Linked DNA regions of Homo sapiens: all the other regions are linked to region 2. The links are chromatin contacts, found by Hi-C or POLR2A ChIA-PET in ENCODE. All regions are on one chromosome and are shown on one strand. Each heading gives the region's core, a stretch centred on a gene start or an enhancer-like site at or near the end of the contact. The rest is flanking DNA. Distances are from core to core; before and after follow the strand shown.

What was found. A loop is a pair of places that touch in the nucleus more often than their neighbours do. ChIA-PET counts read pairs that join two places held with the same protein, here RNA polymerase II (POLR2A). Pooled maps may share reads with other maps.
Region 1: a loop to region 2 is called in a pooled map, with 2.1 times the contacts of the local background. The contact joins the promoter of LINC02789 here to the promoter of NEK7 in region 2. A Hi-C loop is called at or near these places in 3 of 37 single-sample maps with no recorded cell type and 3 of 50 pooled maps.
Region 3: a loop to region 2 is called in a pooled map, with 3 times the contacts of the local background. The contact joins the enhancer-like site here to the promoter of NEK7 in region 2. A Hi-C loop is called at or near these places in 6 of 37 single-sample maps with no recorded cell type and 5 of 50 pooled maps. POLR2A ChIA-PET finds 5 or more read pairs at or near these places in 1 of 52 experiments (H1).

The regions. Positions count from the first base shown.
Region 1 is chr1:199,146,706-199,151,137 of GRCh38, forward strand. LINC02789 (long intergenic non-protein coding RNA 2789) reads left to right here and starts at 1,893. Exons shown (of 4, transcript NR_147896.1): 1 at 1,893-2,032. The region is part of intron 1 of LOC107985243 (a long non-coding RNA gene); the gene reads right to left.
Region 2 is chr1:198,154,571-198,159,069 of GRCh38, forward strand. It overlaps NEK7 (NIMA related kinase 7), which reads left to right and starts at 2,428. Exons shown (of 10, transcript NM_133494.3): 1 at 2,428-2,706. RefSeq lists enhancers at 1,614-1,673, 3,104-3,153 and a silencer at 2,264-2,863.
Region 3 is chr1:199,087,174-199,091,475 of GRCh38, forward strand. No RefSeq gene overlaps it. Among named protein-coding and RNA genes, the nearest start is that of LINC02789, 59 kb to the right of the region's middle. RefSeq lists an enhancer at 2,419-2,468. Within about 2 kb of position 2,783, at least 3 of the 41 ENCODE cell types and tissues checked have a DNase peak (open chromatin) inside an H3K27ac peak, as active enhancers do.

The DNA.
Region 1 (4,432 bases), core at 643-3,142, 990 kb after region 2:
TAAACTACTGCAGAGAGGAACATTAACGAAAAGCAAGCATTGTATCTCTGGAAGTCTCAAGAACAATTAGACCATTAGTACCTTTCCCAGCTCACCTCCCAGAATATTAGCACCCAGACTGGTAGTCCAAAAAGATAAGACCGAACAAATCTTTGGAGCACAGGAATAGTCCCCAAAAATGGAGCCAGAGATCTTGACATTTAGGAGCCACCCTCACAAAACCAGCCTACCACTCAACAAACACAGCTGAGGAACACAGATTTTCTAGCTTTTAAAATAACTTCATTATAAGGTGAATCTGCAAATCACTAGGCTTTTGAAGCATGCCGCCAACATAAATAAGCAAATACAAAAAGAAAAAAGAATAAAAGCAAAAGAAGATGAAGGAGATTTAAGAGAACATGTAAAAATTCAAGAAAAGTGTGAAAGAACTGTAATTAATAAAGTAACATATAATAGGCAGAAACACGGTGGTTGAAGCAATTGGCCCTGGCAGTGAAGAATATTTTATAGTTGACTTTGTTTAGAATTTACTGATGCATGGTGATGATAAAAATGAAAACTGATATTTGGTCAACTCTAGTATTATTCTAAAACGTTCTTTATTCTAAAACGTTCTACAATAAACCCCTTATTATCTGTACCCAAAAGAGATTGCTCCTACCAACCATCCCTTAATGTGCTGCTAAGTTAATATCCTCAAAGCAATGAGAGAAGCATTTGTACTCAGTCCAGATTGGAGTAGGTGCATTAAGCACTTCTGAATGACAGTTTTCGAACAAAATCTGGTCCACTAACTGTTATTAAAGATATGGAACAACTTAGTAACACTTCAAGAGAAAACAATGAAATTGAAAAAATTAGATAATTATTAAATACAACAAACTAAAAAGTACACAAAAGGGAATTGTGGTATATTATTGGTGTTAGAAGAGAATGGTACTAGTATTCTCTACTAGTAGAGAATACTAGTACTACTATTCTCTACTAGCCACTGGGTGCAGTGGCTTACAACTTAATCCCAACACTTTGGGAGGGGGAGGGGAATCACTTGAGCCCAGGAATTCTAGACCAACCTGGGCAACATAGCAAAACCATGTTTCTATTTTTAAAAAATAAAATAGAATAATATTACATAGTAAAAATAATGGCAATATAGAATACGGATAAGAACATAATGTAATCTTACAGTTATAGGAAGTGCATGCATGGTGTCAAAAATTAATATATCAAAAAGCAACAATCATATATTTCATAAACATGGAGGTATAGTTGAACAAATATCCCAAAGAAAGTGGTTGTACCTGGGGATTGGAATGATTGGGACTCAGAGAGTAGGGGTAACTACTTTTTATTATGGGCTTTTTGGGCATAAATTAAATGCATATATTACTTTGATTAAACTCAAAAAGTGAAGATTATATGGATTTAATTAGAACAAAGCTATAATAATGACATAAAACATTTCCTGTAACTCTATAGGCTGTCAGACAATGCAGAAGTTAAAAAAGTCACATTTGGCACGTTTATTTCACACTACATTATTCTATTTTATAAAATTTAAAAAATTCTGTAATTCTGAAAAACATTTGTTATCGGAATGAAAGATAACATAACTAGTCTTAGATGTAGAATTCTTTCATAAATTAGAAAAAGACCACCTTTATCTTTAATTAATAAATTTTAAAAGTTATGTTTAATTTAAACTTAAGATTTTTATATAGTATACTCTTTGATAATACATAATTTGGAAGCAGATTTTTTAATTTTAAAAAATAAATGTGTAAAATAAGTATGCATTTTTAAAAATCAAAGACTTAACTAGGATTTTATTGTAGAGATGGTATGATCTTTCTGGCTATATATACTTGGAATTGGGCTGGGTCCTAATTGATACATAGGAAACCAAATAACCTAGAGAAAACAATACCCATGAATGATTAGCAAATTTCTTACATATAAAGGAAATGATTTAACTTCAAGAGACTAGAATAAATGAAAACATATTCAAAATTGAAAACGTTAATGGAAGGTAAGTTTGGTTTGCATTTGTGCATTTTATTTTGCAGACTAGAACAGACATAAACTTCTAATTCTGTTAACATTGTAGCAGTTCATGGCAGTACAGGGGAAGACTTTTAGAAAAGAAAAAGATACTGGAGGAAAGGATTGATCTTTTCTGACAGCATGTAACACTTTTTACAGGGTAAACAATAATGCTTAGATTCTTTTCCTTTAGCAGCAAAAAGGCTCTGCTCTCAGTATTTAACAGCAGAATGAACAAAACTTGCTTTATAAAACAAACAAATCCATAGTCTATTTCTGTTTGTTGGTTTTACTATGGTGAATTCCACACAAAAGGGGATTCCTTCCTACTGCTTTAACATAACACATTTCCGTGATTATGAAGTGTAAAAGTGCTAGCCATTTTAGGTCCAAATATTGAGGCTCATTATTGTGGTGAGTTTGAATGTTGACTTATATGAGATTTTCTTCTTCCCTATGCAAATGAAGTGGCAAAATGTTGCTTTTAGGTCGAGATCAGGTAAACTGAGTCTAGATGCATCTAATTCATCTAACTAAATCTAATTAAACTTAATTAAATCTAAGAACCCACTAGATGATGGTAAATCAGTTTTGTAATATCTAGCAATTGCTTTAAAAATTTTTTTTTCTCTCTAAAAACACAGTATTTGCTGGCTCCTCTATTGCTGGATATGTCAGCTATTTACAGAAGACTTTCAGATGAGATCTTGCAGAAAGGATCCCAAAAGGCATTCATTAGGAGAGAGTTAATTATTTGGTTTTACTGTGAAATGGAGAGTTAATTTCTGTCTATCATGGCACCACAATAGTTTTAAGGTCATGAATCATTTTGCGATCATCCCTCACATATTTTCCTCTCAGATGTATACGCTTCCTATTTCATATCCATTGCTCAGATTAGCTCTTCCTTTTGAATTTATTACAATAGACACATTGGGGTTGACTAGTACTTGCTCTATCCTTTCTTGTTAAGAACCCTGTCATCCTGGTCCAACAGCTTTGTATATGATTCAAATATTGCTTTTCACAGAAGCAACTTTTAACATGCAATGCGAACATCCTCATTATGGGAGAGATGAGAACAAATAACAGCATGATATGGCTGTCTTCTGAACTGTGCACTTATTGACCTATTTACCAATTATAGCTTTCTCATTTTAACATTGTGCATTATGGATATTCATCAAGGACAGTAGATAACTCCTATGAAAGTAGAGTCCATATTAGTATGAAATGGAGGTTATATTATTTCCTATAAAATTTACTAAAAGGCAAGCATTAAGAATACAGATACAAGCATATAAGATTGAAAGTCTGAGTTAATTCATAACTATTTCAATGATGCTGTGGTGGACTTGATAGGCTAGTTAGCATTTCAGCATGCATTCAATGCACATTAATAGGGCTATTAATATTATATCCTTATGTTGCTGTTATAAAATGAGAGTCCTTTTTAAAAAAAATTTTCGCACGGTTAACTGACTAGGACTCCAAAAATATCATAAATATTTTGGAGCAATGTTATAAGAGTTATTTGCCCCTAGCACGTTCTAGTTTAGCAACATGAGTGTTAAGGAAACCATGTCAATCCAGTGTCACATCTTTGCCATTTCAAATAAGACAAGTGCAAATAGTTGTGTGTGTGTGTGTGTGTATGTGTGTGTGTATGTGACAAGTTGGATTAAATGTACTTTGTATAATTAAGTTCAGTGAAGTCAGCAGATAATATCAAAAAGGATTAGAAACAAGCCCCTTATCCTCAAAATGTAAAATTTTATTCATAGGAGCCAATTTTAATTTAATTATCTTTTTTTGAAAAGTGCCGAAAATACCTTAAACTAGGGCAGGATTTTTTTTATTACTTTAAAGATATCTTGATTGATACTTTCATCCTTATTTTTTATTCTTTTTGGAGGTATAAATTAAATGGAAATAATATGGAATATATATTAGATCTGACCAATGTGTCTCAATGATAGAAAAATATGGACAATTCACTATTTTATGATGAATATAAAAAAATTCCAGAAATAAAAGTTAGCTTTACAAATCTGTTGACTGAATTATTAATAATCCTAGGCAAAAAAAAACACCATCAAGAAAAAATAAACCTTTGATTTTTGCTTAGAAAAGTTAGTAGTCATTGAAAAAGTAGGTCAGTGAAATAACTGGATTACTCAAATTAATCAGAACTGACAGGTAGACTACTAGAAGTCTACAGGCTACAGAGTTTTGGTTTGAATGTTTTTGTAAATCTGGCATTTCTTAGGAGACAGATGAAAATTAATAAGATTATGCTAATTTATAGCATAAAGTAAAATGTTTTATAGCACTAATACCATCGAAGACTTTACTGAGCACTGAAAAGTAAATGTAATAATTCTAA
Region 2 (4,499 bases), core at 1,178-3,677:
GCACTCCAGCCTGGGTGACAGAGCGAGAGGCTGTCTCCAAAAAAACAAAAAACAAAAAACAAAAAAAAAACCCAAAACAAACAGAAAAAAACCTTACACATACGTCTGGTCTGAGGTTGACATGTCTTTACCCTAAGGATATCTGGTTATTTTTTTCCTGCAATGTGTGCCTGTGTATGACGCCAGTGACACTGTTTCTATTGACTGACAGATTTGATTTGGTGTGACCTGATAAAATGATCTGGTTCAAATGCCAATTTCATTGGCTTTGTTCTTGCCTCCTTTCTTACCTGACATTCAATACATCAGCAAATCTTGTTTGCTCTTAGAAATGGAATCTCACCATTTTTACCACCTGCACTCTGGTCTGTCATCAATGTATTTTACCTGGATCATTACAATAGTCTTCTAACATCTAGTTGCTCTTAGGCTCAATCTGTTCTCCACAGTGCAGCTCTTCTCTCCCAACCCAAATCAGATTTGGTCACTCCTCCAATGGCTCTCCTTTTCATTCAGAATAAATTTTAAAGGTTACAAGATTCTACAACTATACCCTTCTTGTACCCTACTCCCTCTTCTGATTTAGTCAGCTGCTTTCCCACCGCTCACTGAATTCTAGCCTACACTGACCTCCTGCCTATTTCTCAAACATGCCAAGCCCACTTCCACTTAGGGTCTTTGCATTTGCTGATCCTTCTGTGTAAAATATTCTAACCCTGGGTAGCCAAATGGCTAATTTCTCACTTCCTTAGTTCTCTGCTCAAATGTCAGAGAGGCATTCCCAGACAAACATATTTAAAATAGCATCCTCCCTCCCCATGTCTCCCTACCCTGCTTTATTTTTCTATGACTCACCATCTGGCATAGTAGGTATTTATTGGCTTTTTTTTTTTTTTGGCCTTTCCGACTACAATATAAGCTCTATGACAGCAGGCACTGTATATCTCGGTGAGCTGTTGTATCCTCATTCCTTAGAACATTGCCTAGCCCATTTATGAATATTTGTTGAGCCACATGAATCAAGGCCTCCTTTTGAGATCGTGAACGTTTTCATTTATTTATTTATTTTTTTGAGACGGATTTTCGCTCTTTCACCCACGCTGGAGTGAAGTAACGCGATCTCTGCTCACTGCAACCTCCTCCCCGCCTCGGGTTCAAGCGATTCTTTTGCCTCAGCCTCCCCAGTAGCTGGGATTATAGACTCCTGCCACCACGCTCGGCTAGTTTTTGTATTTTTAGTAGAGACAGGGTTTCGCCATGTTGGCCAGGCTGGTCTCGAACTCCTGACCTCAGGTGATCACCCCCCCCCCCACTTGGCCTCCCAAAATGCTAGGCTTACAGCCATGAGCCACTGCGCCCGGCCATTTTTCTTTTTAAAAATAAACTTTCCAGATCTTAATTTCATGGCTTTAACATTTTAAATGTTTGAGGTATAATCTACTCATTCTTGGCTCTAATCTTTTTGTCAGGGAAGTTAAACTAGTGAGAGACCTATGAACAACAGCAACAATTTAATGAGCACGTCTTATATGCCAAGCTTTGTGGTTAAGCACTTTGCTTTATCTCACTTAATTCTAACTATGGTCCTAGAGGTTGGTATTACAACTAATCTCCTTTTACAGAGAGTTACTGAGACTTGGAGAGGTTAAATAACTTGCAGCCAGGTCACAAAATTAATCACTGAGTTGAGACGACAATTAAGGTATGGCCGACTCCATACTGCCTCCTAGCCGTCTCCTCGAGTAGTTCATGCCCTGTTAACTTAAGTCGTGAAGCTGCTGGTGTCAAAGCATTCCTTTTGCAGTTTCGTGTACTAGGGTTCTGGGTGATTTTGCACATATTTATTTCAAAGATCCTCCGTACCACACCAGGGAGTTTACCTTCTGGAATGTTGTTGAAGCCCCTGTCCTCTATGCTGGGACACTTTCATGCAACGTTTGCTTAGCCAGACTCAGGAAAACGCCTTTTTTTTTTTTTCTCATTTCCCTGCACTCCACATTAAACACAGAGGTAGTTTAAATCACCTGGTAAAAGAAGATGGGATCACAAACGCTGTGGTCCAGAAGGGAACATCAGTAAGTCGGTTCACCGCTTGCAAGTGGGGGCACTTACATATAAATGAAGAAAAAACAAGTTCTTAAAAAGCAGCCGACCCTGGGTTCTTAAAAAGCAGCCGGGGAAGAGGGCTCAGGGGACCGGACGCGGTGCCCCGCACCACGCTAGGCCTGACAACCGGAAGAGAGGGGCCAGGAGGGGCTCCTCCAGAGCGACTTCGGCTCCAGTAGGGAAACCGCCGAGGCTCCCCCAGCTCCAGGGAGCGCCGGGGACGCAGGCGGGAAGCCTCCATCGGGCAGCCGGCCTGGACTCACGACGCGGGGTGGGGCCGGCGCCCGCCCCGCCCCTCTCCTCGGGGATGCCGGGATGTTTACACTCCTGACAGCGGCGGCAGCAGGAGGAGGATCGGGAGTCGCGGGAGGATGGGCCGCCGCTAGGCTCGCACTCCGGACGCGCCTCGCAGTGCGCAGGGTGGGTGCCCCGCGCCTGCAGCGTCCGCCGGGGCGGCGCGGCGGGAGGTGGCCGACAGGCTCCGGGCCTCGCAGCCTCAGCCCCCGGCCCAGCGCGCTTTCCGACGGCGGCGCCGCGCCGAGCCACCCGCCCGCCCAAGGTCTCTCGCGGGCGGGAGAACGGAAAACTCCCAACTTCCTGGTGAGTCGCTGCCCAGGGTTCAGGCGCCCGGACCGGGCAGCTCCTGCCGGGAGGGGCCGCCTGCGGGAGTCGGGCCGGGAGAGGGAGGTCGGGACCGCGCGGGGCGGCCTCCGGGATACCCTCGCTCGGGGTAGGTGGGGCGGGGCGCGCTGCGCTCGAGGCGGATGGGGGTTTCGGTCTTGTTCGTTGGCAGCGGTGGGAGGGGGCGGCAGGAAACTTCATACCTGGCCCCGGCTCTAGAGGCCCGAGGCCGCCAAGGGCGCCGCGGTAACTAAGAAACTCCGTGGCCACGGCGGCGGCGGCAACAGGTCTTTGGTTTCGGGACCCGAGGAACTTAAGCGAAGTCCCGCCTTCCGGCGGATGCTCATTGGCGACGTCGGTTATTTATCTCTCGCGGATTGGTGAAGTCCGTCTGTCAGGATTCGGCAGCAGCCCGACTTAGGAAAGTGAAGTGCGCTGGGAGAGAGTGGGTGGTGGGAGCCGGCAGATAGGGGAGAATCCGAAGTGGCTTCAGAAGTACAGGGAGCGTGAGAGGTCTGTCGGAGAATGAACTTGGGAGAGACTCGGGATTACAAAATGTCGGAGAGAGGGATTGCGAGGCAATAGCGAACATTGCTGGTGATGGTGGCAATGGAAAAGAAATTGAAAACTGAGGCCAAAGTCAGAGAAGGGTAGCCAAAGGAAAACAGAGAAAAGTGACAAGACCGTATGACCGCAGAACAGTGTAAGGAAGCGAGCACAACCTAGAGGATGCTGCCTTGAGAGCTAAAGAACTTCTGTTGCCTCTGTTACACTGTAGGCCTTCACTCCTAAAACCGCAGCATCCTCTATTTAGTCTTGCACTGGGAGCGTACTGGGGTCGCGGAGAGATGATGTATCGTGTTCTCACCTTGCTGTAGTCCTCACTGGGGAGAAATGCTAAAAAATATACTTAGTTTACAGTAAGATACATGTTACTGTCCTTGCGCAATTCTGGTGACTGAACTGAAAATCAGAAATACACAGAAATAAAATGATTATTCTCCTTTGAGGTTACTGAGCTCAAGGATGCAATTGAAAACACCACATTTCCATAGTTTGTAGAGCCTAATGTACCCATCATAATGGGAACCACTGTTTCTAGTTCCTCCTCCAAGGAATTTACAGTTTCAAGGCTATGCACACTCCCTCCAGGCGACAGCAGTATGTCTTGTCAGGTTGCATTAGAGAATTAAAGTACAGAGTATGTGTATTATAAATATGTTCTGTTCAGGACCTTGAGCTGCTGGTGGTGTGGTCGAAGAATGGCATAGTCCTTGCACTCAAAAGCTACAGTATGTTTGGGACAACCGGTCAAACCCTGAAAACGGTGAACAGTAAAACAGGAGATACAGTTAACCCTCTAATGCTTTGTGGCAACTCTTGTTGAATGGCCGCTGAGTATTCTTGGTTTGTAACACTTGGTGATGGCCAAGTGCTCTTGAAACAGCTAACTTAAAATCTCAGCAGTTATTTTATTTCCAGAGGAAGGAATTCTCTCTCCCTCGGCGAGATCCAGTCCACAGCTTGCTTCACTCTTAGAACAGCGGCATCCTCTATTTGGTCTCGCACGGGGAACTTGCTGGGGTAGGGGAGAGGTGTTAGAGCTTTGAAAAAGCTTTGCCTCTCGGAGGAGTCAAAGGGGCAGTAACTGTATGGGGTGAGAGGAAGGCCTGCGAAATAAAAAGGCAAAGGAACCGTTTGAGGAGGCTAGTTGCCTTCTCGGGGCCGGTGTGTGTGCGGGGGTAGTGTTAAGGGGGAGGAAGGAGCCCGGG
Region 3 (4,302 bases), core at 1,533-4,032, 930 kb after region 2:
TAAATTAGAAGAAATGGCGTGGGAGTGTATTCGGGGAGAGAATGGTGGGAGTGTAGGTAAATGGAGTAGAAATAGGGAGGTTGACTGTGGGAAACACAGAAAGATTAGTGTATGAGAAGCTGAGAGATGAGGCTGGGAAAGCTGTAACTTGAAACTGTGGGAATTAAGTCAAGAGGAAAAAGTTGGTTGATTTGTGTGAAGAAGGAAAGAAGAATTAATGGAAAAACATTGCTGACTACACAAAAATGCTTGGTTTGAAATGGAGGAGTCAATAGCAGTGGACTGAGTACAATGCAGCAGGAAATGGTGAGGCAAAACCAGTAACAGGATCTAAAAATGTCCAACACTTTTACCAGGGCCCTGCAAAGTGTTCGAAGGGAGTCTTTTGTGGATTATCTCATTTGGTCCTCAGAAGCAAATATCACAAGGGCATAAAAATGATCAATAACCCCAATTCATTCATTAAGACATTGCTCCTATTCTCAAGGAACTTATAACAGATCAAGGTGAGAAAATATAAAGAATAGGGATGAAAAATGGCAAGCAGTGGGTGAATGACAATAAGTGTTTTATATGTTCACAACTGGGGCCTGCTACTGGCATCTAAAGTAAAGAGGCCAGTGATACTGTTAAACATCCTACAAAGTGTAGGACATCCCCTTACAACAAAGAATTCACCAGCCCAAACAAAATGTCAATAGTGCTACAGTTAAAATGCCCTTGGACAGTGCATATAGAAACCTATTATAAAAATAGGTGTATTTCTTACATAAGCATTAGGTATTAGCACAAACTTCAGCTGGTACTCCACTTTGGTGATATTGAGGTAACTGTTGCTTTGTTTCAGTACCTAGAAATCAATCTTTTTTAAAAAAGTCTTGTTCCAATAGGAACTAATCATTGACTAATATAACAAAATCCAAAATGTGGACCACTCTACTGAACTATTGAACCAGCTTCTTAAAAATTCATCGCAAAGAACACACACACACACATACACGCACGAGAGAGAGAGGAAAAACTGTAGTTTTTAGAAGAGACTGAAGAGACCTATCAACCAATTACAATGTATAAACATTTTCTTTTTAAGAGCTGGGATCTCACTCTGTCAACAACCCAGGCTGGGGTGCAGTGATGTAATCGTACCTCACTGCAGCCTCAAAATCCTGGGCTCCAGAGATCCTCCTGCCTCAGCTCCTGGAGTAGCAGGGAACACAGGCGCATGCCACCATGACCGGCCAATTTTTTTTTTTTAAGAGATGGGGTCTCTCACTATGTTGCTCAGGTTCATAAACATTTTTTAATTCTAATTTAGATGAACAAGTCCTTAAAAATGTAATTTGGATGAACACCTCCTTAAAAATGTATGGGACAATCAGAAATTGAACAATAAGTGGGCATTTGGTGATATTAAGTGAATGTTAGTTTTTAGGTGTGATAATATAATATTTCAGAATGTTAGAAAAAAGACCTTATCTTTCAGAAAGATATACTGAAATACTAATGGATAAATAATATAATCTTTGGAATTGCGGAAAGAAGTGAGTGCTAGTATATGAAAAGTGTCCATGAACTGATAATTATTGAAGCTGTGTGATGGATAGTATGGGATAATTATACTATTCTCTTTAGTTTTCTATATGTGCTTCATATACTCACTAAGAAACAGTTTTACCCATATATACGCCAACCTAATTTATCACAAAAGTAACACTGCTGTGCAGTGGGCAACGTGTAGTTTTTCCAATAAAGGTGCTGCATCAATGGATTACTTATTTGAGAAAAATAAGTATCTTAATTTCTGCTCACCCAAGTCACAAAAATCAATTAAAAATGACTGTGGTCTATGTGGTTAAGGTAAAACAATAATGGCTTTAGATGAAAACATGGGCAATCATCTTCATGATTTTAGAGTAGTCCAAGATTTCAGAAACAGAACACAAATAGTTTTAAACTAAAGCAAAAAGATAAATCAATAGCTCTGTTCATCAAATGATAACATTAAATAAATAAAGAAGGAGTATATCTACAAAAAATTTACCCCCCACACAAAAAATCATATCTAGACTCTGTAAAGAACACCTGCAAACTAATAAGGAAAGGATAGAAAATCGAATAGTAAAATGCACAAAATACTTAAACAATTCACATAAAATACATTAAAATGGTCAATAAATATAGAAAAAGTTACTCATATTTATTACTCATTGACAAAATGCAAGTTAAAAAACCACAATGTGATACCTCTACTTCCTCACTGGAATTGTTAACATGAGAAGACAGACAATACCAGGTGTTGGTGAGGATCTGTAGCAACTGCAAGTTTCATATACTGTTGGTGTGAGACATAGTTTAGTATAGTTTAGTACAACCTCATAGAAAGCTCTTTGGCAGTGTCCTCTAAAGCTAAATGTATGCATACCTTACAGCCTAGCAATTCAAATTCTAAGGATATACCCAATAGAAATGCATACACATGTTTACCAAAACTCCTGTACTGGTATGTTCATAATTCTAGTGAAATACCATATGTCAGTAAGAAGGAACTGATTACAACTGTGTGCAAAAACAGTTCTAAATTTGCCAAGCAAGACGTTGAACAGGAAGTCACACACAACTAAATAGATACAGTATCATTTTGTTTTAATGAAATCAATTAAAATTAATAAAATTAGTCAATGATAAATTTTATTTTGATAAAGGTGAGAGATATGCAACATCTCTGGTTTTAGAAGTGGGTGTCAACTGTGGGGTGGAGAATAGTAACTGGAGTTGGCATAAGTGGGGTTTTCCGACATACTGGCCACATCCTCTTTCTTGGTTTAGGTGATGTTATACACGTGTTTGGTTTCAAAACATTCATTGAAGGGAGCCTCTAAGAAATATGTAAGTTTGTGCAAATATCTTATACCTCCATATTAAATTGCCAAAAAATACTACTAATTCAACTATGTTAAAATCTAGAGCTTGCTTTGAAAGAATTACACCCTAAAAGAAGTACTTGGTCACACAGTTCTCAACAATGTTTCTTATGAGACTTCTGACAATGTGATGTGATGATAGAATAAATGTATTCTTAAAAATAGAAGAACTAAATCATGATAAAAAAATCAAATATTGCCACAAACTGATGACGGATATTGGTTTTGATAAAATATCAAAGAAACTGGAATGAGAATTATTATTGTATTTTCATGATTTTAAAGTAATATTTCAAAATGAATGAATCAATCAAGATGTGCAAAGATGTAATTTGATTAAACTATGTAATATCCTATGTAATTTGAAATATTAAAACTTAGAATAATTTTTCTTAACAAGTCCCTCCAAAAAAAAAAAGCAGAAAAGAAAAAATTGTAATTGAAGTGGCATTTTCCATTAATGTCATCGTTTACAAACTCTGAATTACCCTTTTGTGGGGAGGTAATGCTCTGATATTTATCAATTGGTTCTCAGTGATATTTTTAACATCAGCAGTGTGCTATCATGGTGGGAAAACAAAGAAGTACATATTGAAAAGATATAAAAAATAATTTGTAGAAACAGACCAACTCTCATGAAGCCTGCAGTGACAGGTGTTATTTGATTAACATAAGGAAAAAGATCAAAATACACTGAGCACTTATCATGTTCAAGAGTTAGTTCTTAACTCCCTATATTTGTTCTCTTTTAATCTGTAAAATAATCCAGTGAGGCTGATAACATTGCCCCATTTTACACATGATACATTGCCCCATTTTACACATGATAAAGTTCAATAAGTAGTCCAAGTTTGGGAAGATACTAAATGACTGGATATTAAATCCAGGCCTGGATCATGCAAGAGAGTATGATGAGTGTGGAACAGAATAACCAAGGGTATATTCATAACTATTGACTCTGGTTGGACTCTGAAGCCAGATGATTCCAGAGATGAGTTCCAAACAGAAGTAGGAGTTATTGAGAGGTGAAGCCAGCTGGACTTCCTGGGTCAAGTGGGGACTTGGAGAACTTTTCTGTAGCTAGAGGTTTGTAAAATGCATCCATCAGTGCTCTGTAAAAACGCACTAATCAGCACTCTGTAGCTAGCTAGAGGTTTGTAAAATGCACCAATTAGTTCTCTGTAAAAATGTACCCATTGGCGCTCTGTAGCTAGCTAGAGGTTTGTAAAATGGACCAGTCAACACCCTCTAAAATGGACCAATCAGCACCCTGTAAAATGGACCAATCAGTGCTCTGTAAAATGGACCAATCAGCACTCTGTAAAATGGACCAATCAGCAGGACATGCATGGGGACAAATAAGGGAATAAAAGCTGGCCAC